Linked DNA regions of Homo sapiens: region 1 is linked to region 2. The links are chromatin contacts, found by Hi-C or POLR2A ChIA-PET in ENCODE. All regions are on one chromosome and are shown on one strand. The core of a region is the stretch at or near the end of the contact, and the rest is flanking DNA. Distances in the headings are between cores, read along the strand shown.

Evidence for each region. A loop is a pair of places that touch in the nucleus more often than their neighbours do. ChIA-PET counts read pairs that join two places held with the same protein, here RNA polymerase II (POLR2A). Pooled maps may share reads with other maps.
Region 1: a pooled map shows a loop between it and region 2 (4-fold over the local background). The contact joins the enhancer-like site here to the promoter of BCAP29 in region 2. A Hi-C loop is called at or near these places in 2 of 168 maps with a recorded cell type or tissue (PC-9 and breast epithelium), 1 of 37 single-sample maps with no recorded cell type and 5 of 50 pooled maps. POLR2A ChIA-PET finds 5 or more read pairs at or near these places in 7 of 52 experiments (BJ, K562, MCF 10A and 4 more).

Annotation. Positions count from the first base shown.
Region 1 is chr7:107,612,074-107,617,926 of GRCh38, forward strand. DUS4L-BCAP29 (DUS4L-BCAP29 readthrough) reads left to right here. Exons shown (of 13, transcript NR_163941.2): 12 at 1,259-1,359. BCAP29 (B cell receptor associated protein 29) reads left to right here. Exons shown (of 8, transcript NM_018844.4): 7 at 1,259-1,359. Among named protein-coding and RNA genes, the nearest start is that of BCAP29, 35 kb to the left of the region's middle. Within about 2 kb of position 2,523, at least 2 of the 41 ENCODE cell types and tissues checked have a DNase peak (open chromatin) inside an H3K27ac peak, as active enhancers do; they include PC-9, where a contact is called at or near this core.
Region 2 is chr7:107,575,521-107,581,917 of GRCh38, forward strand. It overlaps BCAP29 (B cell receptor associated protein 29), which reads left to right and starts at 4,726. Exons shown (of 8, transcript NM_018844.4): 1 at 4,726-4,781; 2 at 5,239-5,344. The coding sequence starts at 5,253. It overlaps DUS4L-BCAP29 (DUS4L-BCAP29 readthrough), which reads left to right. Exons shown (of 13, transcript NR_163941.2): 6 at 846-1,072; 7 at 5,239-5,344. It overlaps DUS4L (dihydrouridine synthase 4 like), which reads left to right. Exons shown (of 8, transcript NM_181581.3): 7 at 846-1,072; 8 at 1,793-3,003. The coding sequence ends at 2,040. RefSeq lists a silencer at 4,584-5,073 and an enhancer at 5,164-5,233.

The DNA.
Region 1 (5,853 bases), core at 1,273-3,772, 34 kb after region 2:
TGACTTCTCAAGAGAAAAGATTGTTTATAACTGGAACCTATAATTTTATTTCATTGTGCCAGAAAAGTAGCTTTTAAATTTATAAATTCTACTTTTTTCCCTTAAACTCCTACCCTAAAATACTTCCAAATGTAGAACTTCTGAAGGCTACATATGATATAGAGCTACTTCAGGATTCCCAGAGTTTGGAAAAATGATTTCTGAAAGCACTATATGAGATAAAAGTTTCAAGTATGACAACTCTAATTTTTCTACCCCATTTTGTACAGCTCTTCTACATATTTTGCTCATTAGCACCTTCTTCACAATGTATTGTTTTATATATATATATATATATATATATATATATATATATATATATATATATTTATTTTACTTCTATCTAAGGCCCTGAATCTGCTGACATATGACTTGTAGCTCCTTGGTAGGTAAAGGTCAATATATAGTAATTCTTGTGTGCCATTATCTTGAGGAGCAGGATGTTTGCATAGACTAAATTGTCTTCCTATATATTGCTGCTTTAGTTACAAAGGTTAAAATTGTAAGTATAAAATGGAAAAACCAGTGAGGGACAGAGGAACTTTGGATGTAATGGGCCTCTGGATGCCCTGAGAAGCATTTAATATCACTTATATTCATATGTAAGTGGATGCATGACCTGAATTTATTCATGAGGAAACATCAGACAAAAACAAAGTGAAAGAACATTCTATCTAAAAAGTGGCCTGTATTCTTTAAAATGTCAGTATCATGAAAGATGGGGAGAAGAGGGCTGTGATAATGGTAGGGAATTATTCCAGATTAAAAGAAATTAAAGAGATATGATAACTAAATGCAATATGTGATCTTGCACTGTATCCTGGACTAGCAGTGGAGAAAATGCTTAAAGGACATGATTAAGACAGTTCCAAAAACTGGCATATGGATGATAAATTAGATTTAAAGTATTGTATTCATATTAAGTTTCCTAAATTTGGTGACTATACTATGGTTATGTTAGATAATATTTTGTTTCTGGGAAATACATTCACAGAAATGTATTGAAGAGTAGAGGGGCACGATGCCTGCACCTTATTCTCAAATGAGTCAAGAAAATAATAGTGTGTGTGAAGAGAGAGAATATGATAACAAATGTAGCACAATGTTAACAGTGGATTTGAGTAAAGACTATACAGGAGTTCTCTATTTAAGCCTTGTAACTTTTCTATAAATTTGAAATTATTCTGAAATAAAAATAAAACTATTCGATATTTTCTAGCCCTTTCTAAGGCACAAAATGATGTGATGGAAATGAAGATGCAGTCAGAGAGACTTTCGAAAGAATATGATCAACTCCTGAAAGAACACTCTGAACTTCAGGTGGGTGTGACATGCACTTTATGCACCTAAATGTTTTGAAATAGTAATTACCTAAGTAAATTATTTGGGTTATTTGTCCTTAACTAATCAAGATGATGTACTTAATCCTGGCTTTGTTAAACGATTTAAAGAAGCCAGATTTTTACCTAGAGGGTAAAGATTAGGACATTGCAGGAAAATACAAGATAATTTTAAGGAATTGCTGACTTGCATACTTACAGCATTCCAGTTTTGGTGAATTTTTAAGCAAAAGAAGCCACAAAAATGGCAGCATTGGAAAACAGACTGGTTCTAGAAAAGGTGAGTTTTGCTCTTTGGGATGTTTGCCATATTCATGCCAAAATGAGGCCAAAATTTCAAGTTCCACATCACACTACTCTTGTCTCAGTGTTTTAGACATATTAGGACAAGACTTTAGCATTCAAATTTATCATTTACCTCCAAATGTTGATTTGAAAGATGGAAATGGGAAAAAAATGTTTCATTGTTAAAGCCACAAAGTCAGATCTGGGCCATAGGTTTTCTTTCTCTTTCTCTCTAATTCAATAAAAGAAATGGTCATCCCTGTTAGGCTTGTCTTTCCTCCCTCCCTTCTGCTGCCAGCCAGTAACCTGAATTGATTTCTCAGACACACTCTGATCAATTGGGGAAGAGACCATTCCAGAGACAGCCCTGGCCTTCCCTCCCAGTTTCTCCCAAGACAGACTGGTTGGGCTTGTCTTCAAAATTTGGCAGCCTTTGTGGCTTTCAGTCAGGGCTTTTTACAAATAATAGCTTTTTATTTCACTGTACACATTTCCCTGCATCTTAATGGTCATGGTATCTCCAAGACTCAGCACTGTTCCTGGCACAAGGCAAGCATACACTATACTCATAGACTTTGTAGTCAGACCTACTTGGAATACCTACCTATACCTGGCTGCATGCTAGGTTTTTTATCTTAGGCAGGTTATAGCATCCCTTTGGGGCTCACTTCTTTCATCTATAAAAATTGAAACAATAATGATGCCTGGCTCACTGGATTGTTAAGAGAACTAAATAAAATGTGTAGGTTTTTTAGCACTATGCCTAGCTGACAGTAAACACTCAAGAAATGATAGGTATTATCATCATCATCTGTATTACTTCCTCTGTAGGAATTTTGCTGAAAGAATGACTTATTCTCAACCAACCACTTTGGCCTTGGTTTAGAGCCAGTAATTAAGTAACCCAAAGCACATATTTGTAATCTGATATTCCCAGTTGGTTTGCATGTTTGGTTTAACTAGCCTACTTTGACAATAGCAAAAGACAAGGTAGCCAGAGAAGGGTGAATACCCTGTATGCTCCAATCCCAGGACACTGAGGGCTCAGTTCACATGGCCTGGAGCAGATAGGTAGATTGTCAGCAAGACCACCCCTTCCCCGTCTCAAAAATAGAGACCCTAAAATTGCTGACCTCATTGGGGCATGATAATTATTCGTGGTATCTTTCAAGGTCCACCTTGGAAAGTGAAGAAGTCACTTCAGAGACCTCTTGCCTAGAAATACAACATTTTCCCCCTATTTGTGAGATTAGGGTTTACTCAGCCAGGTTGAGTATCGACATTAGTGGACTTTGCCATGATGTCAGACATGCTTAGATCTTTGAATGGAGAAAGGAAAACCAGAAGTATGCCTTCAGTTTCTTATGGCCAGTGTCCATTGTTGAATGTCTCCATTGTTGAATGTCTCCATTGTTGAATGTCTCCATTGTGGTAACAGCCATTGGTTCTCTTAATTCTGAAGAATATATATAACAGTGAGATTTCCTCAACCCATTTCCTCCCCACAGAAAAGCCACAGTCAGCCTGGAGCTGCTGCATTCTTGGTAAAGGAAGTAGAAAGCTTTTAAGAGTGATTCCTGGCTGAGCGTGGTGGCTCACACCTTTCTTTAATCCCAGCACTTTGGAAGGCTGAGGCGGGCGGATCATGGGAGATCAAGACCATCCTGGCTAACAAGGTGAAACCCTGTCTCTACTAAAAATACAAAAAATTAGCCGGGCATGGTGGCAAGTGCCTGTAATCCCAGCTACTCGGGAGGCTGAGGCAGGAGAATCACTTGAACCTGGGAGGCAGAGGTTGCAGTGAGCCGAGATCGCGCTTTTGCACTCCAGCCTGGGTGACAGAGCGAGACTCCATCTCAGAAAAAAAAAAAGTGATTCCTTCCCAAGAAAATAGTTGTTATAATAGTTGTCATACCTGTTTCTGTGGAAAAGACCCCATCCCAGATTATGCCAGACACCATGCCGAGAGTAGGGCCTTGTTTGATAGCACTTCAGGACTTGATCTAATTTCTGCTTGTATCCAGTTTTTGAAATATTTAATAGATGTCATTTGTTGAGAGTATGCTCTGGACTAAGCACTTGGCTAAGGGCTTCGTATATGTTGTTTTGTTTACTCTCCATGACAGCTCAATAATTGAAAGTATTTTAATATCCCTATTTTGTGAATGAGGAAACTGAGACCCAGAGATGTTATATAATTTATCGAAAGTAACTAGAAAGTGATAGCATTCAAAGTCAGAGAATCTTTCTCCAGAACCTCCATCATTAACCACTATGTTCTTTGGCCTTTGCTGATCATTGGATTGTGTTCTTGGATCCATTCTCCTCTCACCACTGCTTTACTCTGTATCTCTGGGAGGCCCGTTTCCAAGGCTCCCTTGCTGTCTGACTCAGTCTGGGCAGGTTTAGCCAGTGGCAGGCACTAGAAGACTGAAGGCAGGAGGAAGGGGAAAGCCAGGGATTTCTTCTACTCTTTCTGCTATAGAGGCCTTCTCCTTTATGACTCCAGTTCCTTCCCTCTAGGTCCCACTGGGCAGCTTCTACATACTGGCCTTCGCACCTGGGCTCCATAACCCTCATCCCTCCAGCCCAAGAAGTGGTGGTGGCTTTTCTGCTATTGATAATCCCAGAGGTGCCTTACCACCCTGTTTGGTGTGTGTACTTTTTCATCACCTGTAAAACCAATTTCCCATAATATCTCTGTTGGAAGGAAAACAAAATCTCAGCTCCATAGTTTACCACTTCTGTAACCCACAGGTGACTCATTTGACATCTATGCTCCTCAGGTACTTTACTACTTAAATAAAGGTTGTAATACCTTATGAAAATTAAACCAGATCCTGTATAAGAAAGCACTTTATATATTTATAATCAAGAATGCTATTTATTATGTCCTGACTGGTTACATTTTTTTCCTTCACCTACCCATCCCCCACCGTTGTCCAATATGAGACCCTGTATAAGATTCTCAGATTTAGATATCATTAAGAGCCCCATTTTGTTTGTTTGTTTGTTTTTTGAGACAGTGTCTCACTCTGTCACCAAGACTGGAGTTCAGTGGCACAATCTCAGCTCGCTGCAACCTCCACCTCCCCAATTTAATCGATTCTTGTGCCTCAGCCTTCTGAGTGACTGGGACTACAAGCACATGCCACCATGCGCAGCTAAGTTGGGTATTTTTAGTAGAGACAGGGTTTCACCATGTTGGCCAGGCTGGTCTCGAACTCCTGACCTCAAGCGATCCGCCCACCTGGGCCTTCCAAAGTGCTGGGATTATAGGCTCGAGCCACCGTGCCCAGCCAAGAACCCTTTTCTTTAACTCTTGTGCTTTAATGTTCGTCTGAGCCCTGCTTGAGAAGCAAAAGATAGTTACAGATCCTCTATGGTAAAAAGCTCTATCAAATTGTCCTCATGAATTTACTTCTGTTGTCAAACTAATCTTAGATATTGAATTATATGCTAAGGTTCTTTGGAACTAGCTTCCTGAATTTTACACAGTTGACATATTTTCATTGGAACAATCATAAAACGAAAGATCATTAAAATATTAAGGAAACAAAGGTTAAAGAGGGAAACGCTGATTTCTTTACTGTAAATAGATCCCAATTTGCATCTTTTAAATCCTTTTGGATTTCCCCATCTGGTCCCCTCCCTGTTATAGGCACTAAATAAATATTAGAAAACAGTCCCTTCAAAACATGTAGTCCTTTCCTTATTTGCCCTGCCTCTCTTCTAAAAAAAAAGAAAAACAGAACTAACTAGAGATTATTGGCTGCACAAACCCATCAGCACCTGCCAGTTTTTAAATTTCATTTTGGAAAATCAGCCATCACTTAAGGGACTTGTCCATAATAGCTTCATTAAAGCTTTGTTTTTTATCAAAAGGGGGCCACATATGTAAACTTGTGGAAGTAATTTACCTCCTCTACTCTTGTCTTTTTATTTGATTGCAAAAGTTAATGTTATTAAAGTTGCTATGGAAGCATTAATGTTCAGCCTGAACAAGAGCTTGACGAACTTCTTTATACAAGCAATAACACTCTGCAACCCCATTTTATGAGATATTTTTCATGATGTAGACATTTACTTTCTTAGCACAAGTGATCTCTTAAGATTAATTTCTTTTCCATTTTCCTTCAGTTTTAAATGATGTAATATAGTAATCTTTATAACATGATCAGCCAAGTAT
Region 2 (6,397 bases), core at 3,476-5,975:
AAAGTTAAAGCCTCCCTTTAAGTTTCACCAAACTTTCAACTTTAGCTATGTAGTATTTAATGTTAAGAAACATTACTGGTGCCAAGTGTAGAAAATAGGAAAAATATTTGCACTAAAATTTCACAATGAAAAGAAAATAAACCAGGAATCAGTTTTTCCGTGACAGGTTGAAAACATATTTCTTTTTTTGAGACAGAGTCTCACTCTGTTGCCCAGGCTGGAGTGCAGTGGCACAATCTTGGCTCACTGCAACCCCTGCCTCCCAGGTTCAAGCAATTCTCATGCCTCAGCCTCTCAAGTAGTTGGGATTACAGGTGTGTGTCACCACACCTCGCTAATTTTTGTATTTTTTAGTAGAAACGAGGTTTCGCCACGTTGGCCAGGCCAGTCCTGAGCTCCTGGCCTCAAGTGATCCACCTGCCTCAGCCTCTCAATGTGCTGGGATTACAGGAGTGAGCCACGGTGCCCAGCCTGAAAACATATTTCAAGATAAAGTATTATATTCTCCCACTGGGGGATGGGGGCATGCACAGCAAATATTAAGGTTTAAATTCATCTGTGACAGTACTTTCATGGGTCTTTCATTTATCAAAGCCAAAACATAGAAGCACTAGGTCTAAGATAAAACTTGTTTTTTGTCCTTTGTTGTCAATAGTGAAATAGCTAAATTTGAGGTCTTGTGTAGGAACTGCTCCCTGAAGAAAACCTTGCTGATAATGACATAGAGTAATAATATGATATAGCAAAGCTAACTAATTTGGTAGATGAAATACCATTTTAGTCAGTTAATGTTAGCATTAAGATTTGTGTGCTGTGAACAGATAAATGTAATTTTGAAATTGTAGGATCCATGATGACCTTAAAAGAACTGTAGATCTTTGTCAAAAGGCTGAAGCAACAGGAGTTTCATGGATTACAGTCCATGGAAGAACTGCTGAAGAAAGACATCAGCCAGTGCACTATGATTCCATTAAAATAATTAAGGAAAATATGTCTATACCTGTAATTGCTAATGGAGACATCAGAAGCTTAAAGGAAGCAGAAAATGTGTGGCGGATTACTGGGACAGATGGTAAGAAATAAGTACTTGGGTTCTTTTAATTGGGGGGGGAAGAAATGAGAGTGGGGAAGTAATGTTAATTTGATTTTCATTTGTTTTGTTTAACATTAAGCCATATTTTCCCATTGTACTGTTTTAAGCTAAGCGATTTATTAAAATGATGTTAAGTTTTCTACCTAGAAAAACATGGATTATCTTAACTGGGATAAATTAATTCAGTTACTTTTCTGACACCATCATATCTAGTGACCAGTGAAGAATTTTCCAGATAGCCTACTAGTAAAATAAAGCACCTAGAAATAAGAGTAAGTGAACTCGAGAATGATAAGAGCTAAAGGAATCCCAGAACTGCTATGCAGTTTCATTATTCCCTTAAATTATTGGCATGCCAAGCCCTATAATTGCTAGATGGGAGAATATAGATAAACTGAACTTTAAGCAGCCCAATTTATGACAATCCAGATTTACCCTAAAGAAAAACTAAAGACTAATGGTTTAATGTAGAAATCTTTAAAAAATAAAGATTTCTGTACGTACATTTAAACTTTCCTGGTTTACAAAAGGTACCAAAATTAATTCTTTTGTAATCGGATTAAACATATTAATGCAATAAAGACATTACAAAACCTTGTGATAATACTTTTTAAAAATATACTGTTTGCTTCATTGAGCTTGAACTAATAACCAGGGGTTCTTAATGTATGGACAAATATGGTGTGCTTTAATTTGTAGGTGTGATGGTTGCAAGAGGACTCTTAGCAAACCCGGCCATGTTTGCTGGATATGAGGAAACCCCACTGAAATGCATCTGGGACTGGGTTGACATTGCTCTTGAACTCGGGACTCCTTACATGTGTTTCCATCAACATTTAATGTACATGATGGAAAAGATAACTTCAAGGCAGGAAAAAAGGGTATTTAATGCTCTGTCAAGCACATCAGCAATCATAGATTACCTTACAGACCATTATGGCATTTGACTAGACTTCCCAAATAATTTTAATATATACTTTTAGACCCACAGTGAAACCACAGAAGGTCATATTTTGTACCTTAAACCAGTAGCTCTCAAATTTTAGTATAAAAACAATTCCTGGGAGCGTTTTTTAAAAATCAGTTGTAGACACCACCCTCAGAGATTCTGATTAGGTAGATCTGGAGTAGACCCAGAAATACACAGTTTAAAGAAAACTCCCAGTGGTTCAAACATCCTGATCATCCTAGGCAAACATTGACAAATACTGCTCTGAATCCTGTTCTATAGATATTGGGGGGATGGGTAGAGTGGGAATTTTTTCCTAATCATGTTTTTAACATTTTAAAATAAAATTTAATACTAAGAAATTATGGCTTATAGTATCTATAAATTAACAAGAAGTATGCAGGTGCAAAAAAGTGGTGGAACAAATACCAACATCCATCCAAAATGAAAAAGAACAGGAAATTCTGAATAGAATTGCACTCAGAACTTATATTAAAAATTCCATTTGGTTAATGACATTAAATTTGGTACATTTCAAAACTTCTAGGTCCTCCAAAGATTGAAAGCTTAATAATCTCCTACCTAAAAAGATAAAATTAATTGCAATCTACCATATCTTAAGTATAGGAAATTTGGTGTCCAACCTGGAGATGATTATATATTTGAAATATTTCCTAGAGAATAGTAACCAGGTTTTGTTTTTAACTTTAAAACCTAATTACTTTTGTGCCTCTCAGCCGTTGATTGTAACTTTAAAGTCCCATGGTTTTGGAGTGTTATTAATAGATTTTGTTATCGGTGGGCATGCACTGCAAGAATTAAGTATCTCAGACTGAAATAAAACCGTTCATAATTAAAGTATTATTTTGTTTTGCCAACATGAAAACTGTTATAAGGAAACAATTATGTAAAACTGTTTAATTCACGTTTGGGAATATTGAATGAATCCATTTTAACATAAGCACTGTGGTGCCATCTTTTTTCTCAGTACATTCTGTTTTCACTTTTCAGTTAATGCATTTTTTTTTTTAAAGATAACTCGCTGTTTCATTTTCTATGAATACTGTACAAAATAGGGAGGTATGGTCAGAACTCTGAATTGAATTACCCTAGTGTTGTGAGCACAGCATCATCACTAGAGTAATGTGCTCGGTGTTTGGAAGGAACCAGCGTGGATGGGCAAGAAGTTCTAACACTTTTGATTAAAAGTAACTTCCTGGCCGGGCGCGGTGGCTCACGCCTGTGATCCCAGCACTTTGGGAGGCCAAGACGGGCAGATCACGAGGTCAGGAGATCAAGACCATCCTGGATAACACGGTGAAACCCCGTCTCTACTAAAAATACAAAAATTAGCTGGGCGTGGTGGCGGGCGCCTATAGTCCCAGCTACTCAGGAGGCTGAGGCAGGAGAATGGTGTGAACCTGGGAGGTGGAGCTTGCAGTGAGCTGAGATTGCGCCACTGCACTCCTGCCTGGGCAACAGAGCAAGACTCTGTCTCAAAAAAAAAAAAAAAAAAGTAACTTCCTGGCTAGGCGCGGTGGCTCACACCTGTAATCCCAACAGTTTGGGAGGCCAAGGCAGGCAGATCACTTGAGTCCAGGAGTTCGAGACCAGCCTGGCCAACATGGTGAAACCCTGTCTCTGCTAAAAATACAACAATTAGCTAGGCATGGTGGCAGGCGCCTGTAATCCCAGCCACTCTGGAGACTGGGGCCAGAGAATCACTTGAACCTGGGAGGCAGAGGCTACAGTGAGCCGAGATCGCACCACCACAATCCAGCCTGGGCGACATTGGGAGACTCCATCTCAAAAAAAAAAAAAAAATCTTCCTTATGGTTAATTTATGTTCAAAGTCTATTTTTCTATTTTTTCTGTTACATGTGATCCAGAATATTAGTGATAAATTAAGAAAAAGCACCAACTTAAATGTGTTTTTGAATGTTTTATATTCTATAATTATCAATTTTCAACATTTATTTACTATTCCCCAAATAATTGTTACCAGGATAGTACTTTTATTAAATTCCTGATACGTTGTCAATATTGAAAAAACTCAACAACTTAAATGTACACGCACAGTTTGAAAAGCTGGAAAATAGTGAAAGAATATCCCCATACCCACCTTTCGTACCAGTCCCCAAACATCACGGTAAAGTTTACTGTCTCTTCCCAGCCCATGGACGGGAACGGGAACGCCTACGGAATATGTTGTGACATACAGTTGATCCTAGGTTCTCCAGAACAAAATGCTGCACGACCACCTCATCCTGGCCCTTTATTAAATATAGCTTAATTCTGGACACAAACAGTTCCCACCATGAAGAGAGAGTAGGTGACCGGAAAGGAGTGCGTCTTAAGCGCGTTCGCTGAATTTGCACCACCCAATCCAGCCCCGCCGCCCGGCGCCGCTCCTTAGACCTGGACCCCGGCACCCTCCCGCCGGGGCCGCACTTAGCAGTGGAAAGTCTGTCCTCCTGAAGAAGTTGCGCTCCGACCTCCAAGCATCAGGTCAAAAGTCTAACTCATTCTCTGACCTGCCGCCAATTAGAAAACAACTGTTGCCAATAAACGTGGTCGCGCCGCCTGTGACCTCAGCCGGGACGGACCCGCGGGCGGGAGCCTGCGGGGCGTGAGGCGGGGTGGGGCCCTGGCTCCCCTCCCCCGCCCAGCCGCGGCGTCTGACGTCCCGCGCGTCGGCGGCCGCGGAGCAGCGCAGGGAGCCAGGCGGGCTGCCGGCGGGTAAGGGCTTCTGCGACCCGGGGACCCGTGGGGCGTAGGCCGCGGAGGGAGAGCGCCGCTGCCTGGTCTGGAGAACCCCGCGGAGCTGGCCTGGCCCGACCCGGCCCGGCCCGGTCCGCGGCGCGGTGGTCGAGGGCCCGCGGCGCCTTCTGGGAGCGGGAGGGCCGGGAAGCCGGGCGTTGGTGGAGGGAGGCGTTGGGCTTCTGTCGCCGCGAAGCTGGCGGAAAAGGCAGTGGCCAGCGAGCCGCCTCGCCAGTTCCCACGACTCCCAGGGAGGTGGCGACACCCGCTTCCCGGGCCACCCTTTTCCCCTTCCTGACCGGGGTCCGTGCTTGCCTTCCCAGGTGGGGGAAGGTGGAACACTGTCCATCCCCTGGACAAAAACGCTGCGCCTCGGGGCCTTGAACCCGGTTTTGTTTGAAAGGAAGCAAGAGAAAATAAGTGTTTTTCCATTTAGGTGTGAAGAAAAAAATGACACTCCAATGGGCTGCAGTGGCAACCTTTCTTTATGCCGAAATAGGACTCATTTTAATCTTCTGCCTACCTTTTATTCCTCCTCAGAGGTAGGAAACCTTCAAATCGTTAACTAATAAATATTGGATCGCTCTTAATGTAAAATGGAAAAAGTTTTCTGAACATTAAAAAGTTTCGAAAGTCTTTGAAAATAAACTCACCTAACGAATTAGGTAGTATATAATGACAATATTAAAATAACATTTTATATAAAACTCTGTTACGTGTACAAGTGAAATAACTTTTTCTTCCCTTCTAAAAGAAAAGGCGCCTATACTTTTGATTCTGTTGATTACAGATATAATAAAGCAACGATTATACTTTTAACACCTGCCCTGCCTTGTCTCAGGTTTTACCTTTGTTTTATTGCCCTGAATTGGAGCCATGAACTAAATAAATATAAGTGGATAAATCATGTTTACAGTACAGCATGGGTGTAAAAGTGTTTCACTGAGGCACTGGAACAGCAATTTAGAAACCAAAGCCAATAAATTATTCTTAGTTTTCGCCTTTGTAACCGTTAGTTTCATTAATGACAATTTTACTACTTTTGATTTCACATAAAATTAATGAATGTATATTAAAAGTGCTGAATGTGAAAAGTATCACAACCATGTATTAGCATTAGTTCGTTAGTGACGGAACTTCTAAGGTCTTGAAGAACCAAGTACAGTGTTTCAAGCCAAGCAGTGGTTCATTTTACCCTTGCAGTAATCTACTTTTTAGTCGTTTAATTTTAGATCCAGAAATTTGATAGTATGAATGGGGAAATACACATGTAATAAAAATATTGCAAGATATTTGTTCATACTCCTGGCATAAAAGAAAGTATTTCATAAGTGAGATCCTAGAGATAACCCACTAAAGTGTATTAAAATCCCAGGACTGGGAGAAACTTCTTAAAGTTTCACCTTAGCTCAGGGTCCAGATAGTCTTTCACAACTCCTAACTTGCTCCTTACCTGCCTGGATTTCTGCTCTCTTCTGTCCTTCTCTATCAGCTAAGCTAAGCTCAGTAAGTTGTTTCTTACTAAAGAAAAAAAATTGAATCATACTGTAGGGTCTTTGATCTTATTTGATCCATTCCACCCATGTTCTATATAT